Linked DNA regions of Mus musculus: region 2 is linked to region 1. A link is a loop called in an ENCODE intact Hi-C map of the cell type or tissue named here. Cell type or tissue: heart. All regions are shown on one strand.

The links. Hi-C counts contacts between places; a loop is a spot of excess contacts. Peaks named below come from ENCODE experiments on the same cell type or tissue, not always from the same donor. Only the 100,000 strongest peaks of a DNase experiment are listed, where the experiment ranks them.
Region 2: a loop joins it to region 1, with 6 times the contacts of the local background. A loop is called at or near these places in 10 of 42 quality-filtered maps.

The regions. Positions count from the first base shown.
Region 1 is chr1:143,699,970-143,704,969 of GRCm38, forward strand. Cdc73 (cell division cycle 73, Paf1/RNA polymerase II complex component) reads right to left here and starts at 2,924. Exons shown (of 17, transcript NM_145991.2): 1 at 2,525-2,924. The coding sequence starts at 2,655. In heart, CTCF peaks have their summits at 2,948 (motif pointing right) and 3,148; a DNase peak (open chromatin) is centred at 2,902; H3K4me3 peaks cover 2,879 bases; H3K27ac peaks cover 1,849 bases.
Region 2 is chr1:143,774,391-143,779,390 of GRCm38, forward strand. Ro60 (Ro60, Y RNA binding protein) reads right to left here and starts at 2,661. Exons shown (of 9, transcript NM_013835.2): 1 at 2,531-2,661. Uchl5 (ubiquitin carboxyl-terminal esterase L5) reads left to right here and starts at 2,888. Exons shown (of 11, transcript NM_019562.2): 1 at 2,888-3,086. The coding sequence starts at 3,011. It overlaps LOC115487685 (a small nucleolar RNA gene), which reads left to right and starts at 4,538; the gene lies at 4,538-4,672. In heart, a CTCF peak has its summit at 2,772 (motif pointing right); a DNase peak (open chromatin) is centred at 2,781; H3K4me3 peaks cover 2,699 bases; H3K27ac peaks cover 1,776 bases.

The DNA of each region.
Region 1 (5,000 bases):
ACTGCTATACAACATCCTCAACAATAGTCTGTAAGTTAAAAGGATGTACTTCGCCGGGCGTGGTGGCGCATGCCTTTAATCCCAGCACTCGGGAGGCAGAGGCAGGCGGATTTCTGAGTTCGAGGCCAGCCTGGTCTACAAAGTGAGCTCCAGGACAGCCAGGGCTATACAGAGAAACCCTGTCTCGAAAAACCAAAAAAAAAAAAAAACCAAAAAAAAAAAAAAAAAAGGATGTACTTCAAAGAGATGATCCTTATAACATCTCTCAAACTGACACTAAAACAAAGCCAAAATGTAACTCTGTGATCCAACAATGTAGTCTTGAGGATACAAGCTCTCTAGTGATAACACATAGACTGCTCTGCAAGCAGGTCCTTTCTCCTCCAACTTCTTATGACGGTTCAACTGTATGAATCCATTTAAATACAGCTCACTGAAATGTGTCCTAAATCTCCTTTACTAGCCTCTATTATCACTTTTCCTCTAAACAAGTGGTCCTCAGCCCTCCTGATGCTACAAACCTTTAATACAATTCCTCCTGTTGTGACCTCCAACTAAAAAATCATTTTCATTGCTACTTCATAACTGTAACTTTGCTGCTGTTATAAATGTAACTATGTTTTCTGATGGTCTCAGGTGATTGATCCCTGGAAAGGATCTTTCCACGCCCTCCAGAAGGGTCTCAACTCACAGGTTAAGAACCACTGCTCAAAACTGATATTATGTCCAATCACTCATTAGTAGTTATTATACAAATTATCATAAAAATAGAAAGCACTGAACACATTAAGGGTACGGACTAATCTTTTATCGATATACATTTAGACGTGCATACATGTAGAGTTAATAACTTCTGCTAAAAATTTAATGTTGAAAGTTTTAAATTTCTTCTAAGTTTTACTTTTTCACTCCTTTGTACATGCTTGTCAAGCCATGTCCTTTCCAGGCCTCATGTCTTAAGTCTATAGCTCCCCCACACTGGAAGGCTATCCCACTACTTCACTCAACTTCTTGGCTGTTCTTTCAAGTTTACTCATCTGTTCATTCATTTATTCCAGGCTTTGGATAATGCACCTCACCTACAAGGAAACAACTGTTCTCTTCTTATCAGCTACAAAACAGTTCAGATCAACTTAATCTGTTTCACCTTTTCTAGCCAAAATAGTTTAAGGAAGGAACCAGAGTTTTAGGCTTTTTTTTTTTCAAGTTAAATTTCCTTTATCCCTTAGGTTTGTTAAAGAAAAAATATTCATTAAAACCCAATAAAATAAGCCGGGCGTGGTGCCTTTAATCCCAGCACTTGGGAGGTAGAGGCAGATGAATTTCTGAGTTTGAAGCCAGTCTGGTCTACAGAGTGAGTTCCAGGACAGCCAGGGCTACACAGAGAAACCCTGTCTCAAAAAACAAACAAACAAACAAACAAAACCCAATAAAATAATTGTGTTATTTATTTGAAAGAGTAAAACATGGGAAACTCAAAATATCACTTAATCAACATTTCAAAAAGGAAATCAGTAAGTCCAAAGAAATCTTAAATTGATTTTCTCGTGTTAAATTGATCGTTCAAAGTTATTCAAACAAAATGGGTACCAAAATTCTGACTCATTCTAGTAATCAAAGAGAAGCATCAATAGTAGTAACATCATTACAGAGGACTCAAAGGATTCTTCAACTTGACCCTCTGTGATTTCCTGAACGACTTACATCCACGGCATCCATGGAACAATAATCACAAATGGTTTTGTTTTGTTTTTCCTTTGAAGGCTCTTCCTGAAGAGCACACAGGATCAATTTCTCAGACCCGTATGTAAAGCTCACTGCTTTTCCCCCGGTCTCACTGCATTTCCCCGGTAACTTTCTCCCCAACAAAGTCCTGCTTTCAGCTCCAATACTGTTTCAGCAAACTTCCAAACTCTCCTAATCGTCCCTTAACTCTAAGTGATAGCTGTCTATTCCTTTTTTTTTTTCTCCCCCAACCCCTCTTGAGGAATAACATCAACCTACCCCTATTATGAAAAAAGAAAAAAAAGAAAATTGCCGAGGCGCTCGAGGAGCCAAAGAAGACAGTTGCAACACATGGCAGGCTCTGGGAGATTACAAAAAAAAAAAAAACCTAAGAACAAAAAGCGACTCGGTGGCCGGCAGATGCTGCGATCGATCGCTGTCCTTCTACACCTCCGTCCAGGTAGCCGTGCACCAGCCCCACACGGCGCGGACAACCTGTACACACTCCACGCCAACTGGCAAGTCGGAAACTCCCATGGTACCTTTCCCTTCGGCTTCTCCAACACAGAGAAGACTTGACCGCTCTAGAATCCGCTCCACTTCTTCCCTCCTCGCCCTAAAAGTACAACTTCTTCTCCAGAGAATAACTTTTTCCCCAGAGCACCCATTTTTTTTTCTCCCCCCTCTCATCCCTGAGGGACTCCGAGGAGGACAGGGAGGAGGGCTTTAGGGAAAGAGGTCGCCCGGGGGCGCCCGATGCTGCCCCGCCACCACTAGGCCACAGCCACGCCGCACTCACCCCCAAACTACATAGTTGGTCTTCACATTCTTGGGCCAGGAGAACTCCCCGAAGATCACTTCATCCCCCTTGACCACGATCTCCTTCTTCTGGATGTTGTACTGTCGCAGGACGCTGAGCACGTCCGCCATCTTCGCCCCCCTCGCTGCTGCCGCCGCCGCCGCCGCGGGCCCCGGGCCCCGCCGTCGCCGCCGCGCCTGCCGCCTCCTTCCCCCGTCGCCTCGCCCTCTTCCCCCCGCCGCCGCCGCCGCCGCCGCGAACCAACAGCCGCCACACTCAACAGCCGGCCGCGTCTACGACAGCAGCACGGGCAGAAGCCACCCAGGCCGCCGAGGACCCCGCGCTATATAAGGCAAGGCCCCGCCGCGGGCTGCCCGCGGAGAACGCCTGACTGACCCACGCTCCGCCGGGGCCGCGGGCCGCCGCCAGGGGGCGCCGTGGCCGCCCGAGCACACGCGCCACCCAGACGCCCGCGGGGCGCGCCGCCGACTTCGGGAAACGGGGAGCGGGCCTCGGCGCTCCGCGTGTGCGGCGCCCTAGCGGAACCGGGCCCCGGTGCGGTCTCAAGGCTCGCACGGGGCGAGCGACAGGTGCGCGCGCACCTGCTGGGCGCTTCCGCGCTTTTCAATCCCAGAGCGCGCGCCGCCGCCGGGTGATTTAAACTTTCCCTGCGCCAGGCTCCGCTTCCCTCCCTTGAACCCCAGGACTACCTTTCTGTCTGCATCGGAGCCCCACCGCACTCTGCGACATAGGTCCCCATGGTCAGGAACAGCTCCTAGGGAAAGCTGGAGCTTTGAAATGTGGACGTTTTCAAGTTTAGGCTGGATTTTAATAAGGGGTGTATTTGCAAAGAGGAAAAGAAGAGTTAGGTGGAGGACAATTCTTGCCCCGTTTGTTAGTCTCTGGTCTCCTAACATCGTTTGATTGGTAGACAGAATAAAATTAATCAGAGAAAAAGCTGAAAGCATCCCAACGCGTCGACGAAGGACCATTCATTGTTGACTCGTCCCCCTCCTTTCCTTGGAAACAACTTTTTCCATCCCCTCAGCTTCTCCCGGGTAATCACAAAAAAAGCCTCAAGTGATTTCAGGTTATGAATGGAAGAAATACTCCTTCAGAAACCTCAAGCTGTGAATTAGAACACTTTTTCAGACGAACAGACTTTTAAGTGGTACTCAAAAGGCTTACCGGTGCCTTTATGATTATGGGAACCTAGAAATCAATTCTGCATACTATTCATGGCCTGTGTACTTTAAACATATACTTCAAGCCTAATATTTCTTTTTCACTCTTTGTGAGAAGGAGGCACACTTTGTTACTTATAAAAACAAATACTTTGGTCTGTTTTTTTTTGGGGGGGGGGACTTTTGTTATGTGTGACAAAGTGTAATTTGGGTATAGAAAGAAGTATGAGGTTAAAAAAATGTCTGCTCCACAAATGTCTTTCTCCCGTCAATGTGTCTCAGAACCTCACTGCAAATGCAGGTTATAAAGAACTGACTGTGCTTGTCTGTCCCTTTCACATCTCTGAACTTATGCCTATATCACAGCATCCAGTATTTCCTTGTCCCCTTTGTTTGCTTCTCTACCTCCTAGGAGATGAACCGACTGTATGACATGAGATGAACCGACTGTATGACATGTAGTATATATTGGTCATATGTACTATACTTGGTACAGTGACAGCTCCTAGAACGATGTTGTAGTAAGTGAAAAGATAAAGGCTCCAAGTAAAGTCTGGGTAATAAATGCATAGGTAGGTTTCATGGAGTTAAGAGAGTCAACAATAGTTTTTATGAATTTTAATTCATATACAAATCATTTCCAACCAATTTCTCTTTTTGATTAATTTATGTTTTTAAGGTTAATGATCCTTAAACTCAACGTTGTAAGATACATGGTTAGTAATTTATAGTGTATAGCAGTTAAAGCACGGAAGTTCTACTTTGTTTTTGTTATATAAATTCCCTTAAATTGTCCCTCTCATGTTAAGTCAAGAAGGTCAAAATCTAATAAAAGATAATAGTAGTTGTAGAACTAAAGATTCGGGAAAGTAACTAAAAATTATATTCAAAATAGTTTTATTGCTGGGCAGTGGTGGCGCATGCCTTTAATCCCAGAACTTGGGAGGCAGAGGCAGGCGGATTTCTGAGTTCAAGACCAGCCTGGTCTACACAGTGAGTTCCAGGACACCCAGGGCTACACAGAGAAACCCCTGTCTTGAAAAAAACAAACAAACAAAAAAAAATTTTTGTTTTATCACGGGCAAAGCTGTGCACTTCATAGGGACACATGAACATTGGTAGGAACCAAGAGCTCTCCAATTGGACTTAAGACCTACTCAACAAGAGGGACACCATGCCTGGTCCAGAAGACCTAGCTAACTTCCCGTGCTAGGAAAGTAATGGATCTTGAAGGAGAACCTACAACCTCCATTTTACTAAATCAGCATACTCCCTGACTACATTCTAAATAT
Region 2 (5,000 bases), 74 kb after region 1:
GTGAGTACACAGTCTGCAGAAACAGCTGAAAACAGCAAAGTACAAAGGGACCACGGCAGGGGTGAGCAGGGAAGAGAGAAGCAATAGAGAGAGGAATGGCAGGGTACAGGCGGTCTGAAGCGGGAAGTGGAAAAACTGTGATGATGTGGGAACTCTAATTAGAGGCAGGGAGGAGGTAAAATAGCAGCCTTAGGGTCTGAAAAAGTCATAAGGAGTCATATTATCTATTTACGTAAAATTACACATATTACATGTAAGTCTGTGTATACATATAGTTTAAGTGAAATGCATTCACCCTGGCTGACAACGCTTTCCCCAAGATCCAGAGACCACTTTGCAAAAACTCCAACACTACATATAAGATGTTAGTTCCTTTTGGGCTTGTTGGTCAGGGTTGTCTAATAAGAGATTTCCCCCAAATCCTAGGCTATTGTTAGTGCCTGTAGTTGCCTCTCAGAGGAGGAAGGTTAGTAAAGTGCTTATTGCTGAAGACACCATGTATTTTGGACACATGACCAAGAGGTCTCAAACTGCAAAGCCTGAGGACTAGCTTTCATGATCCCAGAAGGCTTCCAAGTGAGGGAAGCAACTAACAATCCTACCCAGCTGTGGTGCCTATGAACTACAGTGTCCAGCATGCCTTCAGACCGACTCATTTGGAAATGGTCTTCTGCAGTTTAAGTCAGGGTCCCAGCTACACCTGAGTAGAAGTCCCTAGAGAGAACCTCTTCTGGCTGCAGAGTAGGCACCTTGGAATTGCACCTTGCCCTGCTGGTGACTAGGTCACCTACAAAACTTCTTTGCATATATAAGTCTCAATAAAAACATTTAAATATAGAAAATCGAATGGCAGTTTACTTCAAGCTATTCATTCTCCTTTTTATTACTAAGGGCTAAAATACAAACTACTTTAAAATTGGCGACATTAGATGACATGGAGATACAATGGTTCCTGATAGTTTCAAAATCTTTTGGAATGTACCAAGCGCTAGGAGTATCTTAGTAATACTAATGAAGTGACTCAAGCTGAGTTTCAAGACAGCTTCCATCAACTAACAGTAGCTTAACTCCTTCTTTCTTCAACTGCCAGTGTCCCCTTTCTCAAAACCCTAAGCTGCAGTCCAGTGGTTTAGAAGGCAGCTGGGCAGTGAGGCAAATCAAAGTCTGGTTTTCTGGTAGTCTAGTCCTATGGAGTCAAGTGCTATAAGCCTAAGTCAAAACCAATCAAGTGAATTCTTCTTTGAGTTGTTCTGACCTCTTTAAACACAACAACAGTCTCCCGAATTTATACCACTTGAAGTTTTCTAACATCTCTATAAATTAAAGCTTTAGAGCCTTTAACTGTTAGAACTATGGCAACATTTGGAGCATTTTACACTTGTTCTTCGACATAAGGCCAAGCAGTGATGTGTTGATCCATATGTTGTCCATTCTCTTAATGCAGAATGTAAACCAGATAGCAAGACACTGATGTAATAACACTTCTGCTTCAAGATCTTCTGGACTACAATCTATATACGTCGTACCATTACTAGTACAAAGATTACCATGTTTTCCTTCAATTTACACAAACATTAAGCCAATATTTCATGTAATTTGGAAAGGCTAACTTTTTTTTTTTCACCCTGAGAAGTCAAGCAAATACGCAGTTTCTTTAAAAATAAAAGCCAAGGCTAATTTTACAGTAATGAAGCTATAATACTTTACAAAGCCAGGATCCCAGGTTCAAATGGATATGCCATACACAAAGGTAATGAAAATATCAACTCCATTAAGGGCGATGCAATGAAAAGTATTGAGGAACTGTGGCAAGATGTCACCATGGTAGGATGCTCTGAGCAAAAATTTTTCCTGTGGAAGCCAAAAGCCTTCCTTGGAACATACTTTTATGAAATGATGAATAAAACCACCTCCGAAGAATGATAAGTATTAATTACAAATAGCTATTTTTTGTTCTATTCATCAAAACCATTTCAAGTGTTTTTAAAATAATGCACTATTAAGGGGGGAGGGGTGGCGGGAGAGGGATGGTGCGCATTTTTCCGTAAGGCACTTCATCCCGATACATGAGTCTCTCATCCCTTGGACGAGAAATCTTTCTCCCTTCCTTGATTATTATTCCTCTAAGATAATTTCCTTTCGGTCTTCCCACAAAGCTCCTTCCCAAACCGGTATCCGAGACAACGCCTCTATGCCAAAGCCGCAGGAAGAGAGAAAAGAGTGAAAAGGGGCCTTGGCACGTTCGCTCGCCAGGAGCTTTGCAAGTGGGAGAGTTGACCTGAGTTCCCCAAGATTCCATCCTCCCGGAGCAACTAGGCCAGGTTCGAAATGTTCAGATGCGAAGTCGGTCCATGCTCTCCTCCGGCGGGTGCCGGAGCACAGAGGCGGCGAAGGCTTTGCCTGGCCTCTGACGCTGGGATGCGGCTGGAAGAGAGTGCGCACCGGCCAGCCCTCAAGTGCCCAGGATCGCTGGGACTGCCCAAAACGCGGTTCCCCGGCCCGCAGCAGGCCTGCAGTGACCCACCTTTACCTGGAAGGTGATGCTCAGGACCCGCGGCGCCTACAGAAAGCCTGCGTCGCACCAGGAATAGGAGGCGGCCCGAAAGGGCGAGGACAGCTCCAGGTTCGGGTCGGAGCGAGCCCCGCCCCGCCCCGTCTCGAGCCCCGCCCCTTCCATCGCCCCGCCCCAGCTCTGGGGTGCCAAGGGTCCCGGATGTGCCTCCCTCCGGCGCTCCGAGGCCCCGCTACTTCTCCGGCCCGGCAGAGGGCGCTACGGATCCTGAGAGGCAGGAGAGGCGTTTCGACGTCTCCCGGGTGGCTAGAGCGTCCTTCTGTGCTCCGGCGCGCGGCAGGTGACGGCGCCCGGAGGCTGTCGGGAAGTAGGCGGGGTGACGTGGGGTTGACGCTCGGCGGCGGGTTTTGCTGAGGTCTGCGGCCGGTGGCAGCTTGTGCTGCGGGGCTCCGGAGAGCGCGAGGTGGAAGCGGGGCGGTGTGTGTGTGGTCGGGGACCATGTCGAGCAATGCCGGGGAGTGGTGTCTCATGGAAAGCGACCCCGGGGTCTTCACCGAGCTCATTAAAGGATTCGGTGAGCACCAGGGGGACCGTCCTGGGCCGGGGGTTCCGGGAGGAGGCCCGCGTTGGGCCAGGCGGTCACCTGCCGCCACCGACGCCCGGCGTCGGAGAAGTGACTTCAGGGACTGGAGTCGGCGTGTGTGGAAAGTAGGGCTTCTGCCGCGTCCTCGGCCCGGGGCGGCCGCGTCTCCGCAGTGATCTTGGGAGCCACACCACGAGGGGAAGGAGTCCCTCTGCCTGTGCACTGCTGTGTTCTCCGGACTTGGGACTCGGACACTTGAATTGCCTCGAGCGTCCTCCTTCCCTGTCTCCCTCCCTCATCATCTCCTCCGCGCTTCTCTTGTCCTTTCCACTGTCCCTTCCCTGCGGAGCCTCCCTGTCTCCAGTGTGGTCAGGTGCATCGCTCAGGCTGTCGGTCCTGCGGAGCAGCCGGTCTAGGGCGTGTGTTTCCCCGGGTGGTGTCTGAGGCTCCAGCCGCCCAGAAACTCGAGATTCTAGTTTCCCAAAAGCAGAACTTTCACCTTTCGTATGTGGGCACCTCTTCCGGACCTCCACAGATAACCGTCTACGCGGGTCTGCACTCTACTTCCCGCAATTCTTTTACTCCCTCCTTTTTTGACTTCCTGTGAAGTTGAGTTTTCTCGAGGTAGTGCTTTTGCTCAGAGGCCACATGCTTAGCTCTGAATTTCTCTCTGACTTTATTTCCTTCCGTACTACTCAACCAATAGGACAGTTTATCCTTCCTCGTGTTCCCAACGTTTTGGGGGAGTTTTTTTTTCCCTCCATTTTCATTTTGATTTTTTCTAAGATATTGTTTTTAACTGTTTTGTTAAAATGTGTACCCAAAATATAGCAAACCTTAATGTAGATTTTGTGTACTGTACATGGCTGAATATTTCGAGCATTGCGTAACATATGTTCAACTGTACTTCGGGCATACAGTTACGGAGTTGGAAATTTTAATGTGAATAATCGGAATGCTGGTCTGAAGAACTGAGAGTCAATCTAGAATAACATGTTGGTTTACGTTTAAGAGTATACAGAAATTGTTTTAACTGTGTAGATCACAGAGGAGCTGGGCAAAAGGAAGCATGATCTAGTGTGGTTACCTAAAGGTAGCTTATGGAGCAGCCAGCAAAGTAACTAAAATATGGTGTAATGAATAGGCAGGCAGTGTAGAGATCTTAGGTAAAAAGGTAAAGCCACGCCAAATCAGATACCATATTGTATAGATTAGATTGCCTGGAAGTCACTGGGGACTTACTCTGAAAAAGATGTGGAGATCAAACATAATTAAAATTAGTTTGTGATTAACATGATTGTGCTTACAGTATTTAGAGTTAAGATAGAATGAATGAGATGACTCTTTTTGAAAATGGTAAGTTTGTGGGTGATTGGCTTGACATTAAGCCCTGGGGTACAGAGAAAGTAGAGTCAGCAGTTAGGTAGTATTTCAATCTCAGGTTGCATGTGGAAATACCTTCTCCTCATTCTATTTGGAGCAGGAATGCATCCAGAACATGCTACACTAAAAGAGGAGTTCTCAGGGCTGCCAACCTTACAGTAGAGGTTGAGTAGTAGTATATTTCTCCTACAGAAAGAGAAAAGAAAATTAGCAGGAGTTGACTGACTGTAGGAAAGAAGAGTCAAACGTGCTTCTGGCTTGGGTGGATAAATAAAGTATCATTTGAAGAATAGACTTGATAGGAAAGAAAATTAGATCAGTTTTGGACATTACAGAATTTGAAATGTTTACAGGTTAAGTGATAATTTTTCCTCTCAAAATCTTTAACTGTCATTTAAAAAGTTGACGTTCAGAGATAGTGGCCCAAGTTTATTTTGAAACTAATGCAGTCTAGGGCTGGTGGTATAGCCAGCCTGGTTACCGAAGCCTGATGACTCCTGGACCATGGAAGAAGGAGCTGAC